Linked DNA regions of Homo sapiens: region 2 is linked to region 1. Evidence: read pairs that join two places in POLR2A ChIA-PET (ENCODE). Cell type or tissue: GM12878. All regions are shown on one strand. Each heading gives the region's core, and the rest is flanking DNA. Links, peaks and the distances in the headings are about the cores only. Region 1 has its middle 66 kb from the start of ST3GAL6-AS1. Region 2 has its middle 29 kb from the start of CPOX.

Region 1 (15,482 bases), core at 4,478-12,477:
TGCAATAAATCAAGAAAAAAAGTTGTAAGCATTGGAATGGAAGAAATAAATAATTGTTAGTGTGTACAAAAAACCCAAAAGGATCTATAGGTGAACTATTAAAATTAATAAGTGAATCTGTAAGATTACTGAATACTTGCCAATATACATAAATCTATATTTCTTAATACTAAAGTCTTGAGAAATTAACATTTTCAATAGCATCAAAACAGCAAAATCTAGATATAATGTAATGAAATGTGTAGGTTCTCTACACAAACCATAAAGCATTATTGAGGCCGGTTGTGGTGGCTGACACCTGTAATCCCAGCAGTTTGGGAGGCCAAGGCTGGTGGATCACTTGGGGCCAAGAGTTCGAGAACAGCCTGACCAACATGGTGAAACCCCAACTCTACTAAAAATTAAAAAATTAGCTGGATGTGGTGACAGGCACCTGTAATCCCAGCTACTTGGGAGGCTGAGGCAGGACAACAGCTTGAACTCAGGAGGTGGAGGTTGCAGTGTGCCAAGATCATGCCACTGCACTCCAGCCTGGGTGACAGAGTGAGATTCTGTAAAAAACAAAAACAAAAACAAACAAACAAACAAACAAAAAAACCAAAAAAAGTTATTGAGCATAATTAAAGAAGATATACATAGAAACATAGAAGAAAACCCATGTTTATGGATTAGAAGACTCAACATTTTCAATATGTCAAATACATCCTAAATAGCTCTATACATCTATAGATCTAATGCAATTTCAATGAAAGCCCAAGCAGTTTTTGTGAAAAAATTGACAAGCTAATACTAAAATGTGTATAGCAATGGAAGAGACAAGAAGAGCCAAGGTAATCTTGAAGAAAAATAAAAGAGTTGTAGAAGTTATAGTACTAAATATGAATACTTACCCTAATGTTACAATAGTTAAGAATAAGCAATTGACTACTGGAATGAAATAGAGAATCTGAACAGACTCATACATACAGAACTGAATTAGTGAGAAAGGTGGCTCTGCAAAGAAGTGAGGAAACAATATTCTTTACAAATAGAAGGTGCTACGTCTATTGGATCTCCATATGGAGAAAGAAAGTGAATCCTGGCCCCTTTTTAACACCATGTTAAAAAATCAGTTCCAGGTGGATTTATACCAAATATAAGGGTTAAAATGCAAAGCTTTTAAAAGAAAGCACATGAGAATATTATCACGATCTTGGGGTAAGAATGATTTCTTAAGCATGGTGAAAGCACCAATAAACAAAAACAAGATAGACAAATTGGGCCATGTTAGACTTGGAAACTTTCTTTTCAATCAGAAGACATTTTTCGTATAGTTACTAGGCAAACCACAGAGTAAGAAGGGTTATATATAAAGAAATCCTTAAAAAAAAAAGCCACAGATAACAAAGTAAAAAAAATGCTCAAAAGACATTTGAGCAGACACTTCACAAAAGAAGATAGCTAAATGTAAATCAAACCCCAGTGAAACAGTAATCTATCTGTCTCTAGCAGAATGGCTAAAACTTAAAATTATAAATACCAAGTGCAGAGCTGTGGAACAAAAGGAACTCATATACTTGTTTGAGAGAGAAAACTGGCACAGCAATTTGGAAAACTATGGCAGGGTATACTAAAGCTGTACCTGCACATAACACGTGATCCAGCAATTTGGCTCCTATTCATATTCCCAGCAGAAATGCATACACATACATACAAATTGTCACACAGTACTATGTATAATAGCTCAAGTCTGGAAACAACATGAACGCTCACCAACGTAAGAAAGGATAAATATAATATGGCACATTCAAACAATGGAAAATCTCTTGAAAAATGAACATGAACAAATTCCTGTTTAGTGCAAAATCAGAGCAAATTTTACCAACATAATGGTAAGTGAAAAAAGCCAGATACAGAATGATATAGACTATATGATTCATTATGTATTAAATTTTAAAATCAGGCATAACTAAATGATAGAAGTCAGGAGATTGTTTACATTAGGGGATGAGGTAGAGGAGGTAATGATCAGAACGGACACAGGAGGTTCTTCCCTGACATTGGGATGTCCTAGTTCTTGATATTACGGTGATTATTAGGATATGTTCTTTCTGTGATAATTCATCAAATTCTATGCTTATGATAGTCTTTTCTGTATATATATCAATAAGGTTTGTTAAAAAGGGAGATCAAAAGAAACCATTGTGGCTATAACAGAGAATAAAATGAGTATTTCTTGAAGCCTATGTCCCTTTAAGTATGTATTTGTTTTCTTCTTCACTATCACCTCATGAAAAATATACTTAATTTTTTTATTTTACAGTTGAAAATACCAAGCCTTAGAGAGAGTAAACAACTTGTCCAAGGTGGCAAAGGTTGTTTTTTGTCTCCAAAACTTCTGTTTTCTGCACCGTATGTATATAGTTTTAGTTTGCTTCAGAGTTCACACATTGTCTTTTCAGACAATAACTATTTTAATAATCTAGATGGTTGAATCTAATCACATAAACTCCAAAGAAAAATAATTAATTTTATATAAATCTGTCTTTGCTTTCCAGATAATCCCTTGAGAATGCAACTTCTCAAAATAATAGGGAAGCCAAGGGTACTTCTCAGCAAGCGTAGGAATCCTTGCTATGAGTTGAATGAAGCTGAAATGGGAGAGTAACCAACGTGATTTATTCCAGGCACTCAAAGTAAAGAAAATGTAACATTATTTTATTTTCCAAATAAAATCAATCTGACCTCCCTTCCCCAACAACACCCATCAAAGGTGAAAGAAAATCTAATTTTTATGTGGTAGAAAATCTTAATTTTAACTGACAATTCTACAGGAATCCTAGGGCCTTTGGTAATTTAAGGACGAACTGCTGATCTTGACCCTATGTTTGTCACGTGAAAATGTTCATTTTTCCAAACTGAACAATGCATTCTACACTAAGCTTTACGATCAGGAACCACTGCCTGTTCTCACATAGGGGATGCCCGCATAGCTGCACCACATTGAGGTTGTGCAAAAAGATTTCCACCACTCCCCTTCCTCAAGTCCAGGCCACTCCTTTCCCTCTCAACCCTTGGAACCCTGACCTTTTCAAACAACCCACCTCCTAGATGCCATTCTAGTTTTTTGTTGTTGTTGTTGATTTTTTGTGTATTTATTTATTGAGACAGGGTCTCATTCTGTTTGTTGCCCAGGCTGGAGTGCAGTGGCACAATTTTGGCTCACTGCAACCTTGACCTGCTGAGCTCAGGTTATCCTCCCACCTCAGCCTCCCAAGGAGCTGGGACTACAGGCGTGCACCACCACACTCAGCTTTTTTTTTTTTTTTTTTTGTATTTTTTGAAGAGATGGGGGTTTCCCATGTTTCCCAGGCTGGTCTCAAACTCCTGGGCTCAAACAATCCACCCACGTCAGTTTTCCAAAGTGCTAGGATTACGGGTGTGAGCCACTGTGCCTGGCCCATTCTAGGTTTTTGAAAACAAAGCCCTCAACTTTTTTCTTTTTTTTGGCAAAAGTGAAACTCAGCCTCTCAATGGTCAAAACCTTGCCAAACCTCTTTAGAGCAGGAAAAAAATAATGTTTGAGTTCACATCTAAGAAGAAAACACACACACTCACACACATACTTATGCACATATAGTTACAGGAATTCTGTCGAAAGAACCTGAGGGGTTTATAACCAAAATACTTTGGGAAAATCTCAAAAATGTTTGGGGTATAGTTTAAGCAGATGTGTATGTGTGCAGGTGTGGAAATGTCCAGCAAGTAGGTTGGTGAGGTTCCTGCCAAGACAGTAGGGAAGTTTAACTTGATTCTGTAATCACAGCTGGTGTGGCTGGGTTATTCCCCCAAGGAACAAGACCATCTTTTGAAGTTTTCCAAAAGTTATGAATGGGAAAAAGCAGAACCATATACTTGGGATGAGGATGGCACTTTGGTGAGACAGGTCATCAGTGCTAGAGGAAGATGAGTGGCGGTGGCACTGTTGATGCAGGACAGCTCTGTGGACACGCACAGACAACCAAGGAGGAGGTGTGTGGGGCATTCCCTCTGTTCTGCAATGGTGTTCGCCACAGTGAGAGTCCCAGGAAAAGGGAGGGGTGCAGAAATAATTCTTTAATTGTAACTCATGCCTCTATTTGGTTTTCTCATGGTTGGTGCGGTCTGGGAAACAAAGCTCCAGTGTATGTGGCTCTGTGCTAATTAATCAGGGATTTATCATCATAGTAGTTACTCCAGGGAATGAGCCTCACCAACATTCCAGCTATTGTGCTAAGTGCTTAATATTTACCAGGTCAATTACCACCCTGCAAAAAAGTGACATTAGCCCTATTTTATAGACGAGGTAACTGGGGCAAGTAAGCCTCAGAGTACATAACAAATAGCAGAGCTTGAGTTCAAATCCAAGTGTAAATCCAAAGCCTGTGTGTTTATCATCATTCCACATTTTTTCTTAAGATAAAACCAACTATATCATGTTGCTTCTTTCTTCCTAACAAAGCAGAATGTATGAGAGACTGTAGGCTCTAGAAGTGACATTAGACATAGTGCATTTAAACTTGCTGGGACCAGTTGGGACAGAATACAAACCTTATGTGAGCTGGGAAATAAAGAGGAAATTTACTGCCAGTAATGGACTCAGATTTAAAAAAAAATCTTGTTGGACTGGCTTGATATCTATTTGGATGTTAGATCCAAACATAGTATTTGGAATTATGTTCACTACATGGACACAGTAGCAATAATTTTTCAGTAGAGCTTAAACAAATTCAAATATGAGTCCTATTTGTACCAGGCAATTAGATCTACTGATCTCTTGCCTCATCTTAAAAGTTGGGGGCCGGGTACGGTGGCTCATGCCTGTAATCCCAGCACTTTGGGAGGCCGAGGCAGCGGATCACAAGGTCAGGAATTTGAGACCAGCCTGAACAACATGGTGAAACCCCGTCTCTACTAAAAAAATAAAAAATTAGCCAGGCGTAGTGATGCGTGCCTGTAATCCCAGCTACTCAGGAGGCTGAGGCAGGAGAATTGCTTGAACCTGGGAGGCAGAGGTTGCAATGAGCCAAGATCCCACCACTGCACTCCAGCATCAGCAACAGAAAGAGACTCTGTCTCAAAAAAAAAAAAAAAAAAAAAAAAGAAAGAAAAAAGAAAAGTTGGCTGGGTGCGGTGGCTCATGCCTGTAATCCTAGCACTCCAGCACTTTGGGTGGATCATTTGCAGTCAGGGGTTGGAGACCATCCTGGCCAACATGGTGAAACCCCATTTCTACTAAAAATACACAAATTAGCCGGGTGGTAGTGGTGTGCACCTGTAATCCCAGCTACTCAGGAGGCTGAGGCAGGAGAATCACTTGAGCCTGGGAGGCAGAGGTTGCGATGAGCCAAGATCGCACCAACACACTCCTGTCTGGGTGAGAGAGTGAGACCCTGTCTCACCAAAAAAAAAAAAAAAGTTTAAGTCATTTTTAAAAATAAGCAGTCTATATATGTACTTAAAACCATTCAATAGTACACTTTAAACAGATGAATTTTATGACATGTAAATTATATCTCACTAAGCTGTTAAAATAAACAAATGCTTTCATATTAAAGAATTATTTATATCTCTACATGGCTTTTTCAGTTGTATACATGCATGCATTGGCTTTGCCTAGTCATAATCACTTTACCCTTGTTTGTACTTAAGATAGTTTTGCATTCACTTTTCTACAATCTTGTATTTGTGTTGTTAGTGGTTGCACAAATTTCCTCATGACACCTGTCGTTTAATCAGCCATTGTGTAGCTGCTACACAATCAGATTGTTTCAAGGGCTTTGCTCTTACAAATGCCGCTGTTTTACAAAGGTGTATAAATAAAGCTTTTATTCTTTAAATTTCCAATATTGGGATTATAACGTTGAAGCTACAAACTTTTTAGGGTTCTTGCTATATATTGCTAGAAATAGTGCATCAATTTTTATGCCAGTAGCAACTCTTGAGTTCACACATATCTTATTGGTCTTTCCAGCTCCTACCGTGATTTAACATAAGTATTTGAGTGTCTAATATCCACGATATAGTCTATAATTTTAGAAAAGCTCAATTAGTATTTCTTATTTCTCCCCTGTGTAATAGGAAGTTTCATAAAAGTTAATATTTTATTATTTTATTTATTTATTATTGAGACGGAGTCTCACTCTGTTGCCAGGCTGGAGTGCAGTGGCACAATCTCTGCTCACTGCAACCTCCATCTCCTGGGTTCATGCGATTCTCCTTCCTCAGCCTCCCAAGTAGCTGGGACTACAGGCACACACTACCATGCCTAGCTAATTTTTGTATTTTTAGTAGAGATGGGTTTTCACCATGTTGGCTAGGATGGTCTTGATCTCTTGACCTCGTGATCCACCCGCCTCAGACTCCTGAGGTGCTGGGATTACAGGCGTGAGCCTCTGCGCCTGGCCAAAAGTTAATATTTTAAAGAGGAAATATTTCTGGACTCTGTATTCTGTTCCGTTGGTCTATGTGTCTGTTTTTATGCCAACATCATGCTATTTTGGTTCTTATAGCTTTATAGTAGATTTTGAAATCACATAGTGTGTTGTTCTAGGCTTATTCTTTTGGCACAAGATTGGTTTGGCTATTCAGAGTCTTTTGTGGTTCCATATGACTTTTAGGATTGTTTTTATATTTCTGTGAAAAATGTCATTGGAATTTTCATAGGGATTGTATTGAATCTCTCTATTACCTTGAGTAGCATGGATATTTTCACATTATTAATTCTTCTAATCCATGGACAAGGGATACCATTTCAATTATTTGTGTCTTTTAAAATTTCTTTTATCAATGTTTTATAGGTTTCAGTCTTTTACTTTCTTGTTAAATTTATTCCTAAGGGTTTTTTTTTGGTATTATGAAATTATTCTTTTAACTTTTTTCAAATAGTTTGTTAGTATATAGAAATGCTGCTTTTTATGTTAATTTTTGTATCCTGAAACAGTCCTGAATTCCTTTATCAGCCCTAACAGTTTTTTTGGTGGAGACTTTAGGGTTTTCTATACGTAAAACCATGTCATCTACAGAGACAATTTAACTTTTTTTTTTTTTTTTTTGAGATGGAGTCTCACTCTGTTGCCCAGGCTGGAGTACAATGGCATGATCTCAGCTCACTGCAACCTCTACCTCCCAGGTTCAGGCGATTCTCCTGCCTCAGTCTTCCCAGTAGCTGGGACTACAGGCGTACACTACCACATCCAACTAATTTTTGTATTTTTAGTAGAGATGAGGTTTCGCCATGTTGGCCACCCTGGTCTCAAACTCTTGACCTCAAATGACCCACCTGCCTTGGCCCCCCAAAGTGCTGGGATTATATGTGTGAACTACCTCGCCTGGCTTCCACCATGCCTGGCCTGGATGACTTTTATTTCTTTTTCTTACTTAATTGTTCTGCCTAGGATTTCCAGTATTATGTTGAATAAAAGTGGCAGGAGTGGACATCCTTGCTTGTTCCTGATCTTAGAGGAAAAGCTTTCAGTTCTTCACTATTGAGTACAGTAGTCCCTCCTTATCTGCTGCAGTTTTGCTTTCCATGGTTTAGTTACCTGTAGTCAATCACAGTCCAAAAATAGGCGAGTACAGTTCAATAATATATTTTGAGAGATTGAAAGAGAATATATAAGGAACTCAAACAACTCAATAATAAAAAAACAAATAACCTGATTAAAAAATGGGGAAAAGATTTGAATACACATTTCTCAAAAGAATACATACAAACAACAAACAGGTATATGACAAAATGCTCAACATCACTAATCATCAGGGAAATGCAAACTAAAACTGCAATGAGATATCATCTCATACCTGTTAGAATGTCTATTATCAAAAAAAAAATGATAACAAATGTTGGTGAGGATGTGGAGAAAAGGGAACCCTTCTACACTGTTGGTGGAAATGTTAATTAGTACAGCCATTATGAAAAACAATATGAAGGTTGCTCAAAAAATTAAAACTAGAGCTACCATATAATCCAGCAATTCCACTAAATGAAATTAGTTTCTGCACTCCCACGTTCACTGTGGCATCATTCACCATAGCCAAGCTAAGGGATCAACTTAAGTATTATAATATATCTATCAGTGGACGAATGGACAAAGAAAATGTGGTATATATACACAATGGGATATTATTTAGCTTTCAAAAATAATAAAATCCTGTCATTTGCAACAACAAGGATAAATCTAGAGAATATTATGTTAAGGGAAACGTCAGACACAGAAAGACAAATACCACATGATCTCCCTTATATGTAGAATTGTCAGCCTCATAGACCAGAGACTAGACAGAGGCTAGAATGGTGGTTTCAAGGCACTTCGGAGGAGGTTGTAGAGATGGTCAAAGGCGTAAAATTTCGGTTAGACCCAAAGTTTGTTGTAAAACATGATGGCTATAGTTAACAATGTATTGTATACTTGAAATTGTTAAGAGGGTAGGTTTTAAGTGTTTTCACCACAAAAAAAGTAAAATAATGTGTATGTTAATTAGCTTGAATTGGCCATTCCACAATGTATACATATATCAAAACATCATGTTGTACATAATAAACATACACAACTTTTGTTTGTCAAAATATATTAAAAAGATGAAATACTGCTAACTCTCAGTTAAACCAAAATGAAACATGCTTTTACAACTTTTCTAAATAAAAACAATGAGCTGCTTCCCTTACTTTTCTTTCTTACATTTATTTTTTTCCTGTTTGCAGTACAATTTCTTCTTTCCTTGTTGTTTTAAAGCTGATTATAACTTCCCCAGGTAATTAAGACAATACTGAAAACTTTAAAAGCATGGCTTATCTCATTTCCTAAATGTAGTTACAAATTGTGTAGAATGTTGGTGCAAATGCCCATCTATATTTATTATTTGGCCATATCTTCATTCTATATATTTAAATAAGAATTTGCTAAAAAAAAAAGTGGGGTGAAATTAATATAACTTTTGCATTAGCATTGAGGAGTTTAAATTAAGACTGCAGAGTAAACTGTGGCAACTGGATTGTAAGAAATTCAAAGGCTAAAATGATGTCTTATTCTTATATCATGTACTTTCATAGTATAAAGGAAGTGGTTAATATGTGCTCATTAAATGGAATTAAAAATTTAGTACTGGGAATATTTTCATGATTCCAGATCAGTAGGAGGATATTTCAGATGTGGTATCAGGCTGGGTCTGTTTATAGTAGAAATAAGAGTCTGTCTTTCTAGTGAAAACTAGAAAGAAAAGGTTCTAATGACAGCATTTATCATCCAACAACAATATGTTAGTCATTAAGAAATTACTAGCTTCTTTTGTTTCACTACAATCTCTAGAGGTACAGTGTAATTATCCGTGATTACATATGATAAAGCTGAAACCTCAGAAGTCAAGTGATTTGTGGAAGATCACACAGTGAGTGGAAGAATTAGGACCAAGCCACAGGTCTCTAGCTCCAAATCTTAGGTTCTTAGCACTTGACAAGCTTTTCCCAAACTGTTGTCTCAGGACGCTGATCCAGGGAGTACCTGCTGTGTGCTCCATTATCCTATTAGAAAGTCACGGCCGGGCACGGTGGCTCACGCCTGTAATCCCAGCATTTTGGGAGGCCGAGGCAGGCAGATCACGAGGTCAGGAGATCGAGACCATCCTGGCTAACACGGTGAAACCCCATCTCTACTAAAAATACAAAAAAAATTAGCCAGGCGTGGTGGCGGACGACTGTAGTTCCAGCTACTTGGGAGGCTGAGGCAGGAGAATGGCGTGAACCTGGGAGGCGGAGCTTGCAGTGAGCCGAGACAGCGCCACTGCACTCCGGCCTGGGCAAAAGAGCGAGACTCCGGCGGGGGCGAAAGAGCGACACTCCGTCTCAAAAAAAAACCAAAAAACAAAACAAAACAAAAAAACAAAAAAACAAAAAAAGTCACGGCCTGGCTTGGTGGCTCAGGCCAGTAATCCCAGCACTTTGAGAGGCGAAGGCAGGTGGATCACTTGAGGTCAGCAGTTTGAGACCAGCCTGACCAACATGGTGAAACCCCACCTCTACTAAAAATACCCAAATTAGCCAGGTATGGTGGCAGGAGCCTGTAATCCCAGGCTGAGACAGGAGAATCGCTTGAACCAGAGGTTGCAGTGAGCCGAGATCGCGCCACTGCACTCCAATCTGGGCGACAGAGCAAGACTCCCTCTCAAAGAAAAAAGAAAAGAAAAGAAAGTCACACATATCAGAATATTAAATATGCCAACACATAGATCTGCTCAATTTAGTTTATCTTGGGGTAGAGGATAATAAAATATCAAAATTCATTTTTTAAACATTTAAGAATTTATTTAAAATAACTTAAAGAGTACAGTTGAATTGTTTGTAACTCAAAGGATAAATGCTTGAGGGGATAAACACCCTATTTTTCATGATGTGCTTATGTCACACTGAATGCCTGTATCAAAACATCTCTTGTACCCCATAAATACATATACCAACTATGTACCCACAAAAATTTTAAAAATTAAGAAAAAAATAAGAATTTAGTTAGGCCCATTTTTTTCCTTGTGAAATAAATAGCAATTTTATTTACTTATAAGCTCATAAGTGCTTTTTGGAATGCCATGTCAAACCAAACTGGTCTACATAAACCATTATACTACTTTACTAGAAGGAAATAAAATTCATTTGCTGTTCTTTTATTTGGCTCTCAGTGAAGTATTATATAACCCCTCATATTATGTTAAAACAAAACTGTAAAGAACATAAAAAAATTCTCCTTGCTCTTTGCTTTATATCTTGGGAAATGTTTTGGGTTTCCTCAGTGAGTGTTTTTTGTTCATAGACATGATCATCTGTTATGTGTGTTACAGGAGAAATGAGGTTTAGAATTGATGAGCCAGCCACCCTCCTCCCCATCTTAGAGGTGAGAACTCTGATCCTAGAAAGGTAACAGGACTTGCCAAAAGTCATTGTTGGAACTGAGCTTCTCATCAGGACTTTCATTCCATGTCATCTGCTGTAGTATGAAGTTTTTTGCCTGACCCAACCTAGGATATCGTTAACAATGAGTTCAAGTTCATGTGGGAATTAAGGATATGAGCCTCTTTTAAGAAAATAAAATATGCTGGCCAAGCACACTGGCTCATGCCTGTAATCCCAGCACTTGGGGAGGACGAGGCAGGAGAATTGCTTGAGGCCAGGAGTTCAAGACCAGCCTGGGCAACATAGTGAGACCCTATCTCCACAAAAAAAGAAAAAAAAGAAAATTAGCTGGGTGTGATAGTGCATGCCTGTAGTCCCTGCCACTTGAGAGGCTGAGGCAGGAGGATCACTTGAGCCTGGGAGGTCGAAGATGCAGTGAGCTATGATTGTTCCACTGCACTTCAGCCTGGGTGACAGTGAAGAACGAATGAAGGAATGAACGAATGAATGAAAGTGAGAGAGAGAGAAAGGAAGGAAGGAAGGAGGAAGGAATGAAAGAAGGAAGGAGAGAGAAACAGAGAGAAAAGAACGAAAGAGAGAGAAAGAAAGAAAACAAAAGGAAAGGAGGAAGGAAGGAAGGAGGGATGGAAGGAAGGAAAAAAGAAAGAAAGAAAGAGAAAGAGGAAAGAGAGAGAGAGCAAGCAAGCTAGCTGCTGAGAGGCACAGAAAGACAAATTTTATAAGGACCAGCCCTGAACTGAAAATTTCTACTTCTTTTTCTCCCCTTTCCAGCCAGAACTGCAGGTCACCAGCAAAGGTCACAGGTAGGCAGACAGGGCAGCTAATGATACAGTGGAGGAAAATTCTTTCCTTTTGTTTCAGGACTAATTTGAAAGAACATAGCCATATAATAATATCATGAAATCTTGTACTTTATTTTTGCTGGGTTTCTAATTCAGTTAAGTACTATAGAGATGTATTAAGATTTGGTCTTTTTTCTTGAAACCATTTTGTAAATTTTAAAATAAGTTAGAGAAGTAGAAGTTTAAAATTTCACAAACAAAATTTACTACAAAAACTATCAGGTTTAGATCTCCTAATAGTTTTCCATTGAAATTGCTCTGTTTCTATAAAATGATGAGATAGATTACCTATCAGTAGCTGATACCATCTCAGAATCTTTGAACAAAAACTAGCCCCACTAATAAATGCCTTATTAATTTCAACAAAATGTGACTTCTAAAGCCAAGAAAAATAATTGAAAATACTACACAAATATGTGATAAAAAAGTTATTTCCAAAAAATATGGAATGTATTTAAAACACTGCCAGCATGATATACATGTGTCTGTATCAATGTAATTTCCCTTGCTTTGGTAGTATTATTTGAAATATTTAGCTATCATAGTTTGTTGTTGTTGTTCTGATCCAAAAGCGAAATGAAAATTTAGGTATGGACTAATTTTATGGCAATATGGAATTGATGAGTTATGCTGTTATGTGAAGTATCCATCTGAAATATTAAGAAAAAGAAAGGAAGGCATAATCTTCCTCATTTTTGGAACAGAAGACATTATAATTTATTCCACCTTTCAGTTCTTCCCATTTGGTCAATATTCTATCTATCCATAAGTACTTTGATGCTACCAAATGTATTGTTTTTACCCTTTTTACTATTTTGTGATATCTACCTATGTTGTTTGTTGGTGGTTAATCTTCCCTGCAAGCCACAAAGCACCATAAGATTTTATGGAATACCTACAAAATGGAGGCTTCAGCTCATCTATGTCTTGCAAAGATATAAACATAAGAAAAGAACAGCATTGAATTCCAGAGGCTGATAAATGTCACTTCTTTTTTTTAATATGCTTATTTAATTCAGATAAATAGAACTGTTATGAATTTGAGAGGAATGAAGATATTCAAACACTAACAGAAAATCGTTAGCCTCATATTAGAGCACTCAAATGCTTATGTAACTCTTCAATCCATCTGGCTTCATAAAACCGAAACTTTGAACACAAAACAAGTGGCAGAGTTCACATTACCTTTTATATGTTCCTAGGTATGAAATTGCATCAATTTATTATGAATTAAATTTGAAAAAATCACAGATTTAAAAACAAAGTACAGCAGTGCCTGATTCTTTTTAATTCCACAAATATCTAGCATCTCAAAGTATCATGTAAACAAACTTCTTTGCTGCTCAATGAATCCTTCCAATTTTGATAATAAACTAAATAGTATCAGATCTGGTATATGACTTTCATGTGTAAGTTATGGTTTTATCCATTACTTTGACAATATTACTGATGTAACAGAGAAAGAAAAATTTTCAACTATTTATTTAAAACCAACTGACAGGTTCAAGCACCTGTCTTCAGAAAAGCCAGCAGCATTTTTTTTTTAACATACTCAAAGTAAGATTTGGCCTAAGCCCTTAATACCTTCCTGAACAGACATACAAATAAACACCCTCAGGAGATGTTACACAAGGGAGAGAAGAACATGGAGCAATTTGCACTTTTTCGCCTAGATAATATTAACAAGGTAAAGCAAATCCAGATCTTTATGAATGAACAGCTGTCATGTTTAATACACTTGCAACTCTATAAAACTAGAGCCACTATCACATATGCTTATATAGATACATATGTATTTTTAATAAAGTCTCTCACTTGCTTCAAAATTTAAGGATGATCTTTTTCCTGGTCAATCATTTCAAAGGACAACAAATAAAGTAGAAAAGGATGAAATATGTTTTGCATATTGCTGTGGAAGAATGGAAAACATACTTTGAGAGGTTCAGAAAATTCACTGTACAGAATGAACAGCTTATATACACTATGTGCAATTTTTCTTGGCTGGGGTATTTGAATGCAAGAGATCCTCCAAAATAAGAAGCCACATTCATTCTTGTCCACATCCCTCTGTCTCTTCTATTGCAAAAAGAAGTTTTTCCTTTAGTTGTTCATAACTCTTATATGGTGGTAGATCCAAGAGATTAAAACATGTATGGCTTCTTGGTAACCAAGTATCTTTGCCAACTTTTTCAATGCAAAACTTTTGAGGCCCATTACTTCCCATGAGCTCAGCAAATCCTCCTAGAGATAAACGGCAGGTTCCAGTGACGAACTGCAATAGTAGCATTCTTACTTCATTGTCTGTCTCTTTCACAAACTGCCAGAACCGAATGATTTGCTTGCTGTTTCTTGTATAATGTTGATAAACAGTATTTCTCTGCCAATCTGCCAAGTCAACCTGCTGTGTGCCACACAACGTAACCTCTAATTCTTTTTCATTGAAGTACTGTAGCCACTGATGAGGAACAACTCCATTAAAACCATCAAGGAAAGCTTTGGTCTGTTCTTGTACTCCTCGAGAAAAATGCCATTCTGTCATTAAACCAATATATTCATCTTTGTTCTCCTCAGTCACCAGAATATTGGAAACTCCCAACTTCAGGTCATGTGAAGTAACTTTTCCCCAACTCTCCATGTCAACAGAAAAGTACAGTTCTAAGCCACATTCTTCAATGTTGTTATCTCTTATCCAGATAAGGGAGTTATAAAATTCAGTATCAATAGATTCCAAATCCTTAATAGTAAGTTTTTTACTTAACATATGCTTGTAGAATGGTAAAGAGAAACCAGTATCTATAAGCTTTCCATGAAATAGTGCCATGGCAATAAAACGACCAATGAAACAGTAGTATGAAAGATGGTCTGGATTAATGGTTGATGCTGGATTTATCTGCAGAGAATAGTTGTTCTTCCCCACATACTCAAATAAGCATTACATTGGGTTCAAAACTTCATGTGAAAGCAAGAAAAGCCATTCTCTTGCTAGGCCACCATAATCAAGTCCTTCTTCTCCTCTAAATATTACATATAAGCACCTCCTCAAGTCATAAGGTTTTAATGCCATAATCTGTTGGAAGGAATCTTCAAACAATGTCTGCCGGGACACATTGATCTTTACATGACTGGGTAGTGCATTAGACTGGCACAAATAACGGAAGTGAGCAAGTTTCCGCCTAAAGCTGTGTTCATAATCAATTTGTGGACCACCTTTAGTTATGGATGACTTCCCATTGCAAGGATCTTTGAATGTTGTTGTTCTTGCATTGTGATTAACAAAGTACCTTACACCTTCACGAGTATATCTTATTTCCCAGCCTTCTGGCAGAGGTTCTTCATTCTGTAAGCCTTGAGTTCTTGGATCTTCCCACTGGGTTGTTTTTGTATTACGATTCACAAAGTAAACCCTGTCTGTTGAATCCACTCTTTTTTCCCGGCCTGGTGGCAAAGGTCCATGAGGGTCATTTTCTGCGGCTAACATTGAAGCTGAATAGAGGTATCATTGGTTAAACTGTTGCATAGCTCCCTGAGGTTGGTTCTGCTGAGATTGCCACTGTTCAAAATTTCTGACCCATTCCATGGTAGGCCGCTGCCATGTTGTTCTTCTGGTGTTATGATCCACATAATAAGCTCTTCCACGATCATCAACTCTTCTTTCCCAACCTGAAGGTAAAGGTTGTGGTCTCTCCCGTGTGGTAGTTTGAGTATTATGATCCACATAATAG
Region 2 (15,482 bases), core at 3,369-11,368, 100 kb after region 1:
ATAAAAATTGACAAAATTCTTTTCTAAATTACAAACTCCATAAGAAATTTTAAAAAACAGAAACTATACTGACAATATTCTCTATAATACAACAAGACAAAAATGAACAAGCAAATAAAAAACTAAAAACTCCAACATCTTGTAAATTACAACAGCTTTTTTTCTTAGCCCAGTCTTGGATCAAAGAGGAAATATAAACCAAAATTACTCATATCTAGGAAATACTGATAATATAAACAATACCTACTACACCCTATGAGACATAACTAATACAGCGTTTTCTTTTTTTTCTTTTTTCTTTTTTTTTTTGAGACGGAGTCTCGCTCTGTCGCCCAGGCTGGAGTGCAGTGGCGGGATCTCGGCTCACTGCAAGCTCCGCCTCCCGGGTTCACGCCATTCTCCTGCCTCAGCCTCCCAAGTAGCTGGGACTACAGGCGCCCGCCACTACGCCCGGCTAATTTTTTGTATTTTTAGTAGAGACGGGGTTTCACCGTTTTAGCCGGGATGGTCTCGATCTCCTGACCTCGTGATCCGCCCGCCTCGGCCTCCCAAAGTGCTGGGATTACAGGCGTGAGCCACCGCGCCCGGCCACAGCGTTTTCTTAAAGCCTTAAATATTTATATTGATAAAGAAGGAAAAATGAAAATAAACTATTTCTCAATCAAGAAATTTTACAAGACAACCAAGCAAACTGAAGAAAAGGAAAAAGAGAAATTAGCAGGCAGAAACAAGATAAGGATCTTCAGTATCACTACTATTATTCAATATTGTATTAGAGATGCTAAGCTAATAAGTTTAGACAAGAGAAAGAATTAGAAATACAAAGATTAGAAAAGAAGAGGTAAAATTGTAATGATAAAATCTAGAAGCAACCCAAGTTTAATAAATGGAAGAATAGATAAATAAATTCTGGTATATTAATAAAATGAAATGCCCTAGACTCATGTTATGTGTATATAAATTATAGAACTGGGAAAATTAATATGGATGAATATCACAGACATTGAGTGAAGATAAAATAACCTGCAGAACAATACATGCAATGTGGTTCCATTTGTACAAAATTCAAAAGATGCAAAGCTAGGCCATAGGCTATTTAAAGATACACATAAGTGATAAAACTAATGAAAAGCTAATGACAAATACCAAATTCAGGTGAATGGAGAATGGAACTGAGGCAGGATTCACAGATGGCTTCAAAGTTCTTAGTAGTGTTCTACAGCTGGATTCTGATATACAAGTGGCCATTTCAACATTTCAATATATTAATAGGATATTTCTTAGTATCCTCATATTTTATAAATATTAATGTGTATATCAAGTATTTAATTAAAATCTTTTAAGCTATGATCAGAAAAACTCTTACTCTGATACTAACATTCACTTCTGTGGGTTTTCTTGTTGGCATCCTGATACATGTTTCTTTAAAAATCAAGTATTTTTCCCACGTATTTAAATTAGTGTGTATGCTTTGTGGAAATCTTGGAAAATAAACAATGGTATTAAGGATATAATTACATTTGATTCCACCACTCAGAAGTCACCATAAATACTCAAAATTTTGGTATATTTCTTTCTAGGTATTTTATGCATATTTTAATGTAGTTAAATCATATTGCATATATAATTTTGAATACTCACTGTTTTCTTTTTTATGCCTTAAGCATCTCCCCCTGTTATTTAAACCTTTCAAAGGCAGATAATCGACCGGGGCTGAAAATAAGGGGTTTCTTGAAAGTGAGCAAGTGAGCTACTGACTGAGGGCTCTAGCCCATCGGCTGCCCCGTTTCTTTATGGGAACTTGGTCTCCAGCTGGGCAGGAGATTCAAGGGCTTTTTTTTTTTTCCAAATAAATAATGAATAGTTCTAGAGAAAAAAAAAATACTGCTGTAGGCTTTGACATTTTCACTACAAAATGATTAACTCTTTTCTTTGCCCCTACTTTACAAAGTAGAATTTACAAAGAACTTAAAAAAATTTACAAGAAGAAAACAACCCCATCAAAAAGTGGGCAAAGGATATGAACAGACACTTCTCAAAAGAAGACACTTATGCAGCCAACAGACATATGAAAACATGCTCATCATCACTGGTCATCAGAGAATTGCAAATCAAAACCATAATGAGATACCATCTCACGCCAGTTAGAATGGCAATCATTAAAAAGTCAGGAAACAATAGATGCTGGAGAGGATGTGGAGAAATAGGAATGCTTTTACACTGTTGGTGGGAGTGTAAATTAGTTCAACCATTGTGGAAGACAGTGTGGCGATTCCTCAAGGATCTAGAACTAGAAATACCATTTGACCCAGCAATCTCATTACTGGGTATATACCCAAAGGATTATAAATCATGCTACTATAAAGACACATGCACATGTATGTTTATTGTGGCACTATTCACAATAGCAAAGACTTGGAACCAACCCAAATGTCCCTCAATGATAGAATGGATAAAGAAAATGTGGCACATACACACCATGGAATACTATGCAGCCATAAAAAAGAATGAGTTCATGTCCTTTACAGGGACATGGATGAAGCTGGAAACCATCATTCTCAGCAAAACATCACAAGGACAGAAAACCAAACACTGCATGTTCTCACTCATAGGTGGGAGTTGAACAATGAGAACACCTGGACACAGGGAGGGGAACGTCACGCACCGGGGCCTGTTGGGAGGTAGTGGGCTGGGGGAGGGATAGCATTAGGAGAAATACCTAATGTAAATTATAAGTTGATGGGTGCAGCAAAACCAACACGGCGCATGTATACCTATGTAATAAACCTGCACGTTGTGCACATGTACCCTAGAACTTATAATAAAAATAAGAGCAAACAAAATTACTTGAATCAATGAGAAAACATTAGAAAGAATAATAGATAGCCAGGGTCATCAGATATTTGAGGAAAATATAAGAGAAAGAGAAAAAATAAGTAAAGAGACCACAGATAGGCAGGCTTCTAATGAATATATAATAGAACAGATAAGAGATTAAACTTAGAAATACAGAGGTAAATAGACAGATCAAAAAGATTTAAAAGTTGTTGCTTTTGGGCAGCAGGGCTGAGGTGAATAGAAATGGAAAGGGAATTGCTGGGTTTTGTCATAACCTTTTACTACTATTTGATTGTTTAACTGATTTTATTTATTAGATTAATAAAAATATTAAAGAGTAAAGGCCATGGATTTTTAAGCCCTCAAAACATTTTAATTGTGCATATTTTTATCATATAGATGCTTCTTATTAGAAAAAACTTTCCATTCTGTTACATTAATTTTTATCATGTGTTGCCATTACATTACCGCTGTTCTTAAAGACCTCTTCCTGTTTTTGACCTCACTGTTGAGCTGAATTAAATACACGTTATCATCTAACTAGTTTTAACTTTAAGAAGTAAGATATGTTCTGAGAAAAGTATTCTTTAACAGGTTCCAATCGTTCTTAAAGATTCATAGAACTTTATACATGGTGCCCAAATGTCTTTTCTGTCTATGTTAATAATAAGTAAAACTATTGTTTATAAAATGCAAACTAAGTCACAGATTTTGTACACCTCAAGGTACAGGGGAAGGTATTTTATAAAGTGGGTGCTGGACAATGGTCCAGATGTGTGACCTTTTTCAAGTTTTTGCTTGAGAGTTTAGAAGTTACATTTAAATCAATGATCACTGTGTCTAGGGTTATGTTTTCTAAACACAGCAGCCCTCTGGCTCAATCATGAAGATATCTCGTGAGTTCCAGAGGAACTTGGGTATATTTCTGTTTGTATAGAAAGACACTAAAAGAAAAGCATATTCTGGTTTTTACAGGTCTACCTTATTTTCTTCAAATTATATTTTAGTGACAACTTGAAGGAAATGCTATCAATGCTTCAAAACTCCAACACAGTTTTTTTGTGCTGCCACCACAGCATCATCTCTTCATGGTCTGATTGGTGTAAATACCACAGGGATAAGCAAAAGCATGAGACTGAAGACACTTTCTGTTTAGGAAAAATGGGTAACAAGTTGAAGAATGCTTCTCCCTGAAAAATCTTTGGGCTTCCTCTCAATGTTGTTCCTATTGTGTGGGTAGCTCCACCCCAGATACCCACACAAGAACTTGGCCAGGGTAAAAATCAAACCCTGTGTCTCAGGCCACAACAGAGTTTGATTTTACCCTGGCCCGGTTCTTGTGTGGGTAGCTGGGGTGGAGTCCTCTCATTCTTACTCTGCTTTTGTGGTGTGAAAGTCTAAGTTAACTGCTGATTGTTCTTCAACTTATTAGTGCTTTGCTATAATCTTAGGTAAAGTCAGAAATCCCATCAACTCATCTTATTGACATAGGGCAAAAGTACACCTGAATTTTTATTAGTTCAGAATTTTTTTAGAGTAAGAAGTCTTACTCTATAGTCTTTGTATATACGTACAAAGAGAACACAGCATTATGTTTTCATGACCTCGTACATCTTCATTCTTGAACCTTTTAATTTTCTCCCATCAGAAAATATTTTAATTATATAATGTTCAAAAAATTTAGGTGGGCATACTAACACAAAATCCATTTTCTCTGATTTGTAAACCTTTTTTTTTTAAATGAAGAGTTTTTGCTGCTTGCTTATATCTCTGTGGTTTGATGTTTTAGCCTCTTGATTAATCTCAATACTTTCTATCCTATGACTAAACTACTTTCCCTTGCATACACCCTTGGATTTCTACTGCACATCTTTTAAATTTTATGTCATTTATCATCTATATCTCTTCATCATTTTTTCTTAGATTTGTGTAATTCATGTCTCTTCTTTATTTGTAGAGAATCTAAATCTAGTCTTACATAATTGCTCCAGATGATAATAATCTATTTATTTATACTTCTAATTTGTCCCAGAAAGGACTTAAGGTGACATATATAATAATGCATAAAATATAGTGAGATGAATTCAATTGAAAATAAGAAAAGTTGACAAAGGGAAACTAATGGTGGGAAATTAAGATGAGGCCAAGAGCAAGGTCAGTGTTCAAATGCCTGCCTAATAGAGCCGCAGTTTGGCTTCCTGCTATATCCCTGTTTTTTGTTCACCAGCTTCATATCCCTCCCTATGTAGCTTGATGACCACAGCCTGCTTGTGATAGTTAGGGTTTTCCAGAGAAACAGAACCAATAGGATGCATGTGTGTATGTCTGTATATAGCTTTATTTAAGGAATTGGTGAATATAGAGACTGGCAAGTCCCAAATCTGCAGTTCATGCCTGCTGCCAGAATTCTCTCTTGCTCAGGAAGGTCAGTCTTTTGTTCTATTTAGAACATCCACTGACTGGATGAGGCCCACCCACTTTATAAAGGGCAAACTGCTTTCCTCAAAGTCCACTTATTTAAATGTTAGTCTCACCCAAAACACTCTTACAGAAACATCCAGAATAACGTTTGACCACATATCTGGGCACTATGGCCCCACCATGTTGACATAAAATTAATCACCATGCCACTAAAACCTGCAACTTGCCTTTAACCTCCACCTTGTCTTTCTTTTCCTTCCTACATGCACCCTTTCCATTTTCTCTAATTCCTGAAGCTTCAGTTATACTTCACTTTACTCCTTTTTTCTCACGCCTTCCGCTAAAGACACAGGATTCCCAAGGGGTCGTTAGGCCACGGGTTCCTATTTCCTGGGTTGGGTGAAATTCTTCTCCCTTCTGGTTGTTAACTACCGCTTTCAAATAAGTTCCTGGTCCATCTTGAGTGTCCCGCTTACATCTCCCCTAATGGCCCTTCCCCACCCTCTCCCTGTGCCCTACCCCTGGCTCTTTGTAAAAACTCCTTACATTGTTACAGGCCCATCGTGAACCATTTCTGCTAAAGGACTTTACGGTAGGAATTACCTTTGCTACATTAGGCCACGTTTTCTGGGTGCTGATGCAGCTGTATACAGGGTTACGTGAGTGCTTGTTTGAGTGTGTGTTATTGTCGTGAGAGTGGAGCAATAAAGACAGTCCCTGGGAAAAGTTTCCCAGGACCCAGTGGTCCAGTGTGTCTCTGCTACTAGAGGAAGAATGTGGTCCGCCACTCTACTTCTTGTTCCCTGAAGCCCAGACCACAGAGAGGGGTTGTGGGAATCAGTCTCTGCCTGGCAGGTTTTTGAAGCTTGTGAGGGGAAATAACTCTCTAGCTTTCTTTCAGATAGAAGAAAAAAAAAAAAAACAAAAATGAAATAAAAGTAAGACAAGTGGCTGTAACACAAAAAAACTTTATAGACAGAGATTCAAATATAAATCTGAATTGTTCACCCTTTTACTTTATAACCAGGCACCAGAGGACCCGTGAATGCATAATGATCATTTCTGAAATCTTTGGTAGTATTCCCATACAACCTGAGCCCATATTTCAGACCGGTCATAGCTGTGTGATTTAGGGGACGTCACACAGACTCTACTCTTAACTCCTCTGTAAAAGAGAATGAGTAATGTGTACCTCCAAAAATTACTGTGGGAAGTCAATAAAATAACATATGGGAAAGAGTTTTACAAGCTTTTAAGTGTTATGTGGACATTAGGTATTCAGGAAATCAGTTAAAGCCGCACTGAAGACATTAAAACAAACAATCAGATATTTGATACATAGAAAGCTGGGCAAATGACTGTTCAGCACTTTAAAGGTAGGAAGAAGAGGAGACTAGATCAGTCAGAGAGAAAGAGTTTAGTCATTTTCATATCATGATTCTTCCCTTCCCAGTGGAAAGTATATATGAGCATGTATGTTTATGTAATATAGATAGATGTGGCAGTAAATTGCCTTTCACTTTCTCTAGTCAAAATCAAAAATAATAATTTTTAAGCTAGGAAAATTCAGTAATTTGATGAGGGAATTTGGCTGGAAAAGTGAAAAACAATTCAAGGATAGGTATTTATAAATATATCAGAATATTATACATGTATTTTTGTATGCACATGTGTTTTATTTAGGAAGGAAATAACATGTTAACTTTTGCGTATCTTAATTTTTTATTCAGCATTGACTTCCCACCTGTTGTTTAACTTTTTCATTCTTTGTTTTTTTTTTTTTTTTTCCGTTGTGGTCAAGTGCGTATCGAAGACCACCTTAGCTTAGCTGAGAACGTTGTACTTGTGAAGCATTTGAATGTGGGCCACATCAAAGGTGAACAAAATAATTCATTTCCTGGCCCTGCTCAAGTATCCTCACCCTGAGAGTCTGCCCCTGTGGGCCACAACACTGCCACCCATAACAGTCACACCTCTCTTTAAACCCAGGTATATTTGGTATCTGTAACTCTCACCTGACTCTCACATAACAGTCAAATTATTTATCTCTTTGTAAACTTAAATTTACATTTATATGCTCCATCTCTCTTCACACCAGCTAGTGCTAATACCCAACACTGAGGGTGCCAGACAGTGTTCTAACATTACTTAAGTTAACTTAGTCAATATCTGAAATAACCCCGAGGAAGTTATTCTCATTGCATGCCTGAGAAAATTGAGGTGTGGAGGGTTGAAGTTTTTGCTCACCCCCACAGAGCCAAGTGCTGAGCAAAAGGTAGTCTGGGCTGGGTGCCGTGGCTCACACCTGCAATCCCAACACTTTGGGAGGCCAAGGCAGGCAGATCACTTGCGACCAGGAGTTTGAGACCAGCCTGGCCAACATGGTGAAACCCTGTTTAGTCTCTGCTAAAAATACAAAAGTTAGCCAGGTGTGGTGGCATGTGCCTGTAATCCCAGCTACTTGGGAGGCTGAGGCACGAGAATCACTTGAGCCTGGGAGGTGGAGGTTGCAGTGAGCTGAGATCACACAACTGCACTCCAGCCCGGGCGACAGAGAGGGACCCTGCCACAAAAAAAAAAAAAAAAAAAAAAAAAAAATAGTCTGGCCTCTGACATCACTCTCACCCAGAATTATGAAAGCTCAATAGGAATCAATACCTTGTCTCACAGTTTAGGTGCCTCCAGCCCCTAACCATTATTTGCATTCAAGAAAGGAACTGTAAATGTCTTATGGTTGTTACTCTTTGAAAACAAATCCTATAGTTATGGAAACAAACAAATAAAAAATGCTAGAGAACTTGTATTCTCCTAATACCATCTTTGATTAAGCTTTTACTGAGTTCAGAATTAAGGAATGTTAATGATACGAAAGCTTTTATAGCACTGATTTTTTTCAAAGTACCAACCTGTGGTTTGGTGACACAACTATAGAAACATGGATAGAAACTCCCTATTATGCAACAAACCACTTCCTGCATCTGTTTATTCATTTATTTGCAGTGTTTTAGCTAAACTCTTATCCACTTGTAGGGTCATATACTTGCAACTGTATCACTATATGTAGCATAAATATCACAAACTGCTGAAGAACATGGACTTGGTAGCTAGATTTTGAGGTTAGAATTCAATGTAATTCTGTATAAATAATACATACCTCAATAGGACAGTAGAAAAGATGACCTATGTTAACAAATGTAAAGCAATTAAAACAGTGCCAAGCACATAGTAAGTGCTTTATACATGTTTACTATTACTATTAAAACTCCAAAATTTCAGGAAATATACTTAGTTCAGCCTTCTGTAATCAGAAGTTTTGACTCAATTTAACCTGAGAGATAACAAAGTGAATGCCAGGCACGGTGGCTCACACCTGTAATCCCAGCACTTTGGGAGGCCGAGGCAGATGGATCATCTGAGGTCAGGAGTTTGAGACCAGGCTGGCCAACATGGTGAAACCCCATCTCTGCTAAAAATACAAAAATTAGCTGCGCTTGGTGGCACATGCCTGTCCCAGCTACTCAGGAGGCTGAGGCAAGAGAATCACTTGAACCTGGGAGGCAGAAGTTGCAGTGAGCAAAGATTGTGCCACTGCACTCCAGCCTGGGCGACAGAGCGAGACTCCACCTCAAGAAAAAAAAAAAGAAAGAAAGAAAAGAAGGAGGGAAAGAAAGAAAGAAAAAGAAGGAAAGAAAGAAAGAAAAGTGAAGCCTCTTTTCAGAGAACATCAGATCTTAGTTTTGGAAGGAAATCCAATTGTATGCTGCTCACACTTCTAATATACCTAAGAGGTAATAATAGTGATTCTGCTTGAACATTTCCAGTGATGGAGAACTTAACTACCCCTCAGAAAATTTCATTTTATAATTGGATAATTTAGTTATGAATAAACTTATATTTTATATTGAACAGAAATCTACCTTTCCGTAAATTCCACCTACTGGTTCCAGTGGTTAAATAGCAAAGCAGTGGTTTTTAAATTGTCTTGTGCAGAAATGTTTCAGAAGTTCTTAAAATGTTTGATCAAAATTTCATTTTTTTAAAAAGACATTTTTGAATCATTTGTTAAAACTGAAAAATTTAAAGGATGTGTAATATCCTTGGGAAGATTGCCTAACTTCTCCAATTCTCATCTTTTTCATCTACAAAATGAGTATAATTAGTAGATGAAAAATAAGTCTTCAATAAATGTTAACTGCATCTGTATAATTCTTATATTATTTGCATTTTGATACCAGCTATTAGAAGGCTTCCTTTAAAGCTCTGTGACTCAGAGGTCTTGTGGTTTCTCGCTGCAGACAATTCTCAGCTATCCTTTTCCTCAACTCAGTGGAGGATTTCTTTTGAGGGTTCAAACCCCCAACTTGGCCTTGTAATCAACTGAGCACAGGCTGACCTGGGTCTCCATCACTTCAAGGTAATCCACCAAGAGTGCTCACTCAACTCCCAGCCGCTACAGTTCCTGAAAATCTTCTAAGACAGGTGTTCAGATGCCCTGGCCTTGCTGTAATAGTAGTGGATGCTTTGGAAATCCACTGGAGCTGAGTTTTGCTAACACCAAGGTGCTGAGAGGTTTTCCACTGTGGTGTGATCCTGTGTAACTGCTGCCGACTGCATACCCTGCCATCCCTGCAGATTCTCAGCTTCCTGATTCTCTGATGGACCCTATGGCTTCAGAATAGGGAGAAATATGCCACAATAGAATTCTACTTTTGGGATAATTACCATCTTGTTAATCCAGCTTTGCAAAGGCTGAAGACTAGAGATTGGGTAGCTCTCAGTTCTCTATTCAGAAAACCAACGTATGTTTCTCCTGCCTACATACTCAGCTCCTCTGAGCAGGAGATAGTCAGGGAGAAGTCTGTCTGAGCTTGGCTCAAATGATATTCCCCTTTGGCTATGTGTCCTGTAGAGCTCTGTGGAGCATAATTTTGCTAGTTTTAAATATTATAAATGTAATACATTTTCATTGTAAGTTTTTTTTCAAACATTACTAGTATAAGTATACGGCATAAAATAAAAAGTTACATATCCCTACCACTATCTCACCCCCAGGTTTCACCACCCACTGATAGATCCTTATACATCTTTGAGGAAATTTCTCACTCTTATGCATATAACTATGCATAAATGTCTATTTTTATAAAAATATTGAAGGAGTCTTATAATAAATATATAAATATGTGCTTTATATACTTTAGTGTATTTTGGGCATTTTTCCATAGCAACACATTTAGGCTGCTTCCTTCTTTTTAATAAACACCTTATAATTTTATATTACATATTAAATATATATTAAAAGCTCTATAACATTTAATTAATATATTAAATGCTCTATAACATTTAATTAAGTTTAAAAATTTATTTACCCAGTACTTTATCAATGGATATTAAGATACTTTTCCTTTCTTTGTTTTTTTCATCCTTCCAAACTGTGGCAGGCAGTCTCAAAAGATGGCCCCCAATGAGCATTATCTCCTTGTGTATTCCCTTCCCTCATTGAATTAGTCTGTCCTGTGTAACAAGAAGACATTGTGCGAATGGCAACATATGACTTCCACGACTAGGTTATAAAAAGCATAGTGGCTTCTGCCTTGTACTTTCTTGAATTACTCATTCTGGGAGATGCCAGTTAACTTATCATGAAGATCCTCCAACAGTTATATTGGGAGGCAAGGGGTGAGGAGCTTGGCCCTCTTGCAACTTGTCAGCCCACAGGTCAAATTGGAATTGGATCTTCCAGCCCCAGTCAGACTTTGAGATGACTGCAGTCTCTGTCAACACATTGACTACAACCCCATGAAACAGCCACTCAACTAAATTGCTCTCCAATAACTGAGACACAGAAACTCTATGAGATAATGATGTCTATTATGACTTTAAACTTTAAAGTTTTGGGGTAATTTTTAAGCACAGGAGTAGATAACTAATAGACAAACAATGTCACAATGATCATCCACGTCTACTTATTTTTGTGAGAATATAAAAAGTCTGTAAAACAAATTCTTAGGAATAGAATTGAAAATAGTTGAAAAGAGTGTGAATTTTAAATTTCACTTAATAATATGCAATTTAATTTAACAGTGTCCCACAGTGAATGAGTGGGCTTCTCCATACCTACCCTCAACATTGAAGCTCACACTATAATTTTGCCATTTTATAACTTTTAAAAAAGTTTTTTTTTTTCCAACTTGGACTTAGTTATGCAGGAGGTTGAGCATTTATAAAATATTCATTGACAATTTATATTTATATTTCTGTTAACTGCCAATTTATATCTTAACTCGCTTTATATTGAATTGATCTTTTTGCTATTAGAGCTTTTTGTATAATAAGAAAATTAGCCCTTTTTTATAAGTATGCATGTTTTTCCCCATTTTGAAATTTTTATTGTAACATAGTTTATACATCTTTTTAGGGCAGAAAATGTTTACTTTTTGTAGTAAAATGTATCTTTTATTTTTTCATCAATTTTTATTTTAAGTTCTGGGGTACATGTGCAGGATATACAGGTTTGTTACATAGGTAAATGCGTGCCATGGTGGTTTGCTGCACAGATCAACCTATCACCTAAGTGTTAAGCCCAACATCTATTAGTTATTATTCCTGATGCTCTCCCTCCCCCTGCTCCCATGACACACCCCAACATGTGTTGTTGCCCACCGTGTGTCCATGTGTCCTCATCATTTGGCTCCCACTTATAAGTGAGAACATGCAGTGCCTGGTTTTCTGTTCCTGCATTAGTTTGCTGAGGATAACAGCTTCCAGCTCCATCCATGTCCCTGCAAATGATATGATCTTGTTCCTTTTTATGGCTGCGTAGTATTCCATGGTGTATATGTATCACATTTTCTTTATCCAGTCTATCATTGATGGGCATTTGGGTTAATTCCATGTCTTTGCTATTGGGAATACTGCTGCAATAAACACATGCATGCATGTATCTTTAAAATAGAATGATTTATTTTCCTTTGGGTATATACCCAGTAGTGGGATTGCTGGGTCAAATGGTATTTCTGCTTCTAGATGTTTGAGGAATTGCCACACTGTCTTCCACATGGTTGAAATAATTTACATTCCCACTGACAGTGTAAAAGTGTTCCCTTTTCTCAGCAACCTCACCAGCATCTGTTGTTTCTTGATGTTGTAGTAATTGCTATTCTGACTTGCATGAAATTGTGTCTCATTATGGTTTTGATTTGCATTTCTCTAATATAGGTGATATTGAGCTTTTATTCATATGTTTGTTGGCTGCATGAATGTCTTCTTTTGAGAAGTGTCTATTCGTGTCCTTTGCCCACCTTTAAAAGGAGTTGTTTTTTTCTTATAAATTTGTTTAAGTTCCTTGTTGACTCTGGATATTAGACCTTTGCCCATCAGATAGATTGCAAAAATTTTCTCCCATTCTGTAGGTTGTCTGTTCACTCTAATGATAATTTCTTTTGCTGTGCAGAAGCTCTTTAGTTCAATTAGATCCCATTTGTCAATTTTTGCTTTTGTTGCAATTGCTTTTGGTGTTTTCATCATGAAATCTTTGCCTGTGCTTATGTCCTGAATGGTATTGCCTAGATTTTCTTCTAAGGTTTTTATTGTTTTGGGTTTTACATTTGAGTCTTTAATCCATCTTGAGTTTTAGTTTTGTAGAAGGTACAAGGAAGGGATCCAGTTTCAATTTTCTGCATATGGCTAGCCAGTTCTCCCAGCACCATTTATTAAATAGAGACCCTTTTCCCATTGCTTGTCTTTGTCAGGTTTGTCGACGATCAGATGGTTGTAGGTGTGCAGTCTTATTTCTGAGTTCTCTATTCTGTTCCATTGGTCTATGTGTTTGTGTAAAATGTATCTTTTAGAAAAAGATTTTAGGTTTTATAAAGCTTTCCCTACCACACTGGGAATTGTTCAAAGGAAAACTCCCATATTATCTTCTGAGTTAATAAGATACTAGTTTTTTCCTACCAGTAGCAATGACTACAAAATTGGCTCTCAAAACAACAACAAAAAGCTCTGAATTGTAGTATTTGCCAATTTCCAAAGTGTAAATACTCCCATCATGTCCAATTTCAAGCTGCCCATGTGACTTCGCTGAACACAGAGTTAGGAAAAGATGTGCACAGTTGGCTCTTGCCAGCTGATATATGCCAACTCTAGCACATCACTGCACCAGAAATGTATTTTGACATAAGGGTTGAGAGAGATCCAGCTTCTTATTTTGTTCTTTTTTTCCAAACAGCTGAAGTGAATGCTGAAGTACATATAGGACTATAAATCTGATTAAAATAGCTATGCTTTTATTCCAACACAAATTTATGTCAATTATGTTCTTACCTAATATGTGATGTATATATATGTAAGCTTTGACTTCAAGGTAGGGTTTTTGAACACATGTACACAAGGAGGGGAACAACACACACTGGGGCCTGTCAGAGTCGGGGGAGGGAGAGCATCAGGATAAATAACTAACGTAGGCTGGGCTTAATACCTAGGTGATGGGTTGATAGATGCAGCAAACCACTGTGGCACACGTTTACCTGTGTAACAAACCTGCACATCCTGCACGTGTATCCCAGAACTTAAAATAAAATAAAATTAAATTTAAAAAAATGTTTGCAAACCACTGAGCTGAGTCTTTATCAAGACGGGAGGATGGGTGGGGAAGAGAAAGATGTGTCTCTAATTCACTTACAAAGTTGCAGTTTCTCCTTAGATCTTCAATTCTCCCACCCACATAATCCCACATATTTTAAGTACTAAATGCCCTCATCTTCTGTATTTCTGTTTGTTCAAATTTTCTTTTTTTTTCCTACCGTTAAAAACTCATCTCAGAGTAAAAAAATGAGTGGTTGTGGGGAGTAGGGGGGATTAATAGGTGGCACACAAAGGATTTTTAGGGCAGTGAAACTACTCTGTATGATACTGTAATGGTGGATGTATGTCATTACGCATTTGTCCCAATCCATAGAATATACAACACCAGGAGTGAGCCCTAATGTAAACTAACAACTTTGGGTTATTACAATGTGTCACAAAAAAACCTCATCTCATATCCTTTGTCATATTAAGGTGCAAATAACTGATGAAAAATTCAAGTGCTACAAGGAAGCTGTGTAGCTGACAGGCTAAAGCTCCAGTTCAGCTTGCAAGTGGGTGTGAGAGTCTACGGCAGCTCACAACCTTCCCATGAATCATAAGAGGATGGGAGTGGAGATGAGAGGTGAGAGGCAAAACTGAAAGAGGAGAGGATTTGATTTGAAGGCACAAGATTTGGGTTCTGGTGGTGGCTCTATCACTTCCTGGATGAGTGATCTTGAGAATTCCCTGAAACTCGTTTTTCTCACCTGAGTAACAAGCTTAAGAATAGCACATTCTATCTGTGCTTTAATGAGGATAAATTGAGATAATATATGAGGACATGCTTCACTAATTGTAGTTATACAAAAATGCTGGTTATTGGTCACAAAAAAGGCAGATGTGCTTTTGAAACATTCAGACTACGGTTTGACAATGGGGCCAGTCTGCCTGTATTCCATCATTTTTACTCTCCTTTTCTATTAACTCCATGTGTCCACTTTCTCATCCTAAAATTGGAATAAAAATATTTACTCTCCTGGTTGCTTAAAGGATTGAAATAGAAATGCATGTAAAGTAGAAAAGTATCTGTCTCTCCCCGTCTCTACTCCAGTAAGTGATCAACCAAAGTTGTTGCAATTTCCTTCCAAAATCCACAGGCAATGACATTAATCTGTGTTATGCTCAATCAAAAGGCATGCCCCAGTGACCCAGAAAAGAAGAAACCTGTGACATTCCCATTATTTCCCACAGGGCACTGATCACTTTCTACTTCTCCTAGCTCACCGTGTCCATCACTCATTCCTCAACCCTTTGGGTGGGAATGAGGCATTTGCCCCTACCAGTCTATTAAAATTGCACCTAAATTTACCTTAGAGGAAGTAAATTATAAAGAGCTCTTTGGACTGTTAAAAGTGAAGTGATGTATTTAGAAAGCGAGAGAATTTAAAAATACAGAACCATGATCAATTCTGTTTTAACTTGCAGTATATAGTTGAGAGCATGGTGTACAGGTGGGAACTGGAAAAACTGATTATTTGTTACAGTTGTTATATTTCTGAAAAAGGTGTTTATTCTTGTTTTCTTCACATCTGTTTCCAGTTGCCACTTGTCTTCTTGGGTGGAAATAACTTCTTTTCTATGAACTGGCAGAGTTTCTC

What was found. ChIA-PET counts read pairs that join two places held together with the same protein. Peaks named below come from ENCODE experiments on the same cell type or tissue, not always from the same donor. Only the 100,000 strongest peaks of a DNase experiment are listed, where the experiment ranks them.
Region 2: POLR2A ChIA-PET joins it to region 1 with 10 read pairs; 2 of 35 experiments call an interaction of 5 or more read pairs at or near these places.

What each region holds. Positions count from the first base shown.
Region 1 is chr3:98,658,896-98,674,377 of GRCh38, reverse strand. It overlaps the pseudogene WWP1P1. Among named protein-coding and RNA genes, the nearest start is that of ST3GAL6-AS1, 66 kb to the left of the region's middle. In GM12878, for the core only: no CTCF peak of the experiment used is centred there; no DNase peak of the experiment used is centred there.
Region 2 is chr3:98,556,515-98,571,996 of GRCh38, reverse strand. It overlaps a transcript of CPOX not described here. Among named protein-coding and RNA genes, the nearest start is that of CPOX, 29 kb to the left of the region's middle. RefSeq lists a silencer at 8,562-8,621 and enhancers at 9,676-9,725, 15,434-15,482, 15,015-15,482. In GM12878, for the core only: no CTCF peak of the experiment used is centred there; a DNase peak (open chromatin) is centred at 8,168; H3K4me3 peaks cover 5,011 bases; H3K27ac peaks cover 8,000 bases.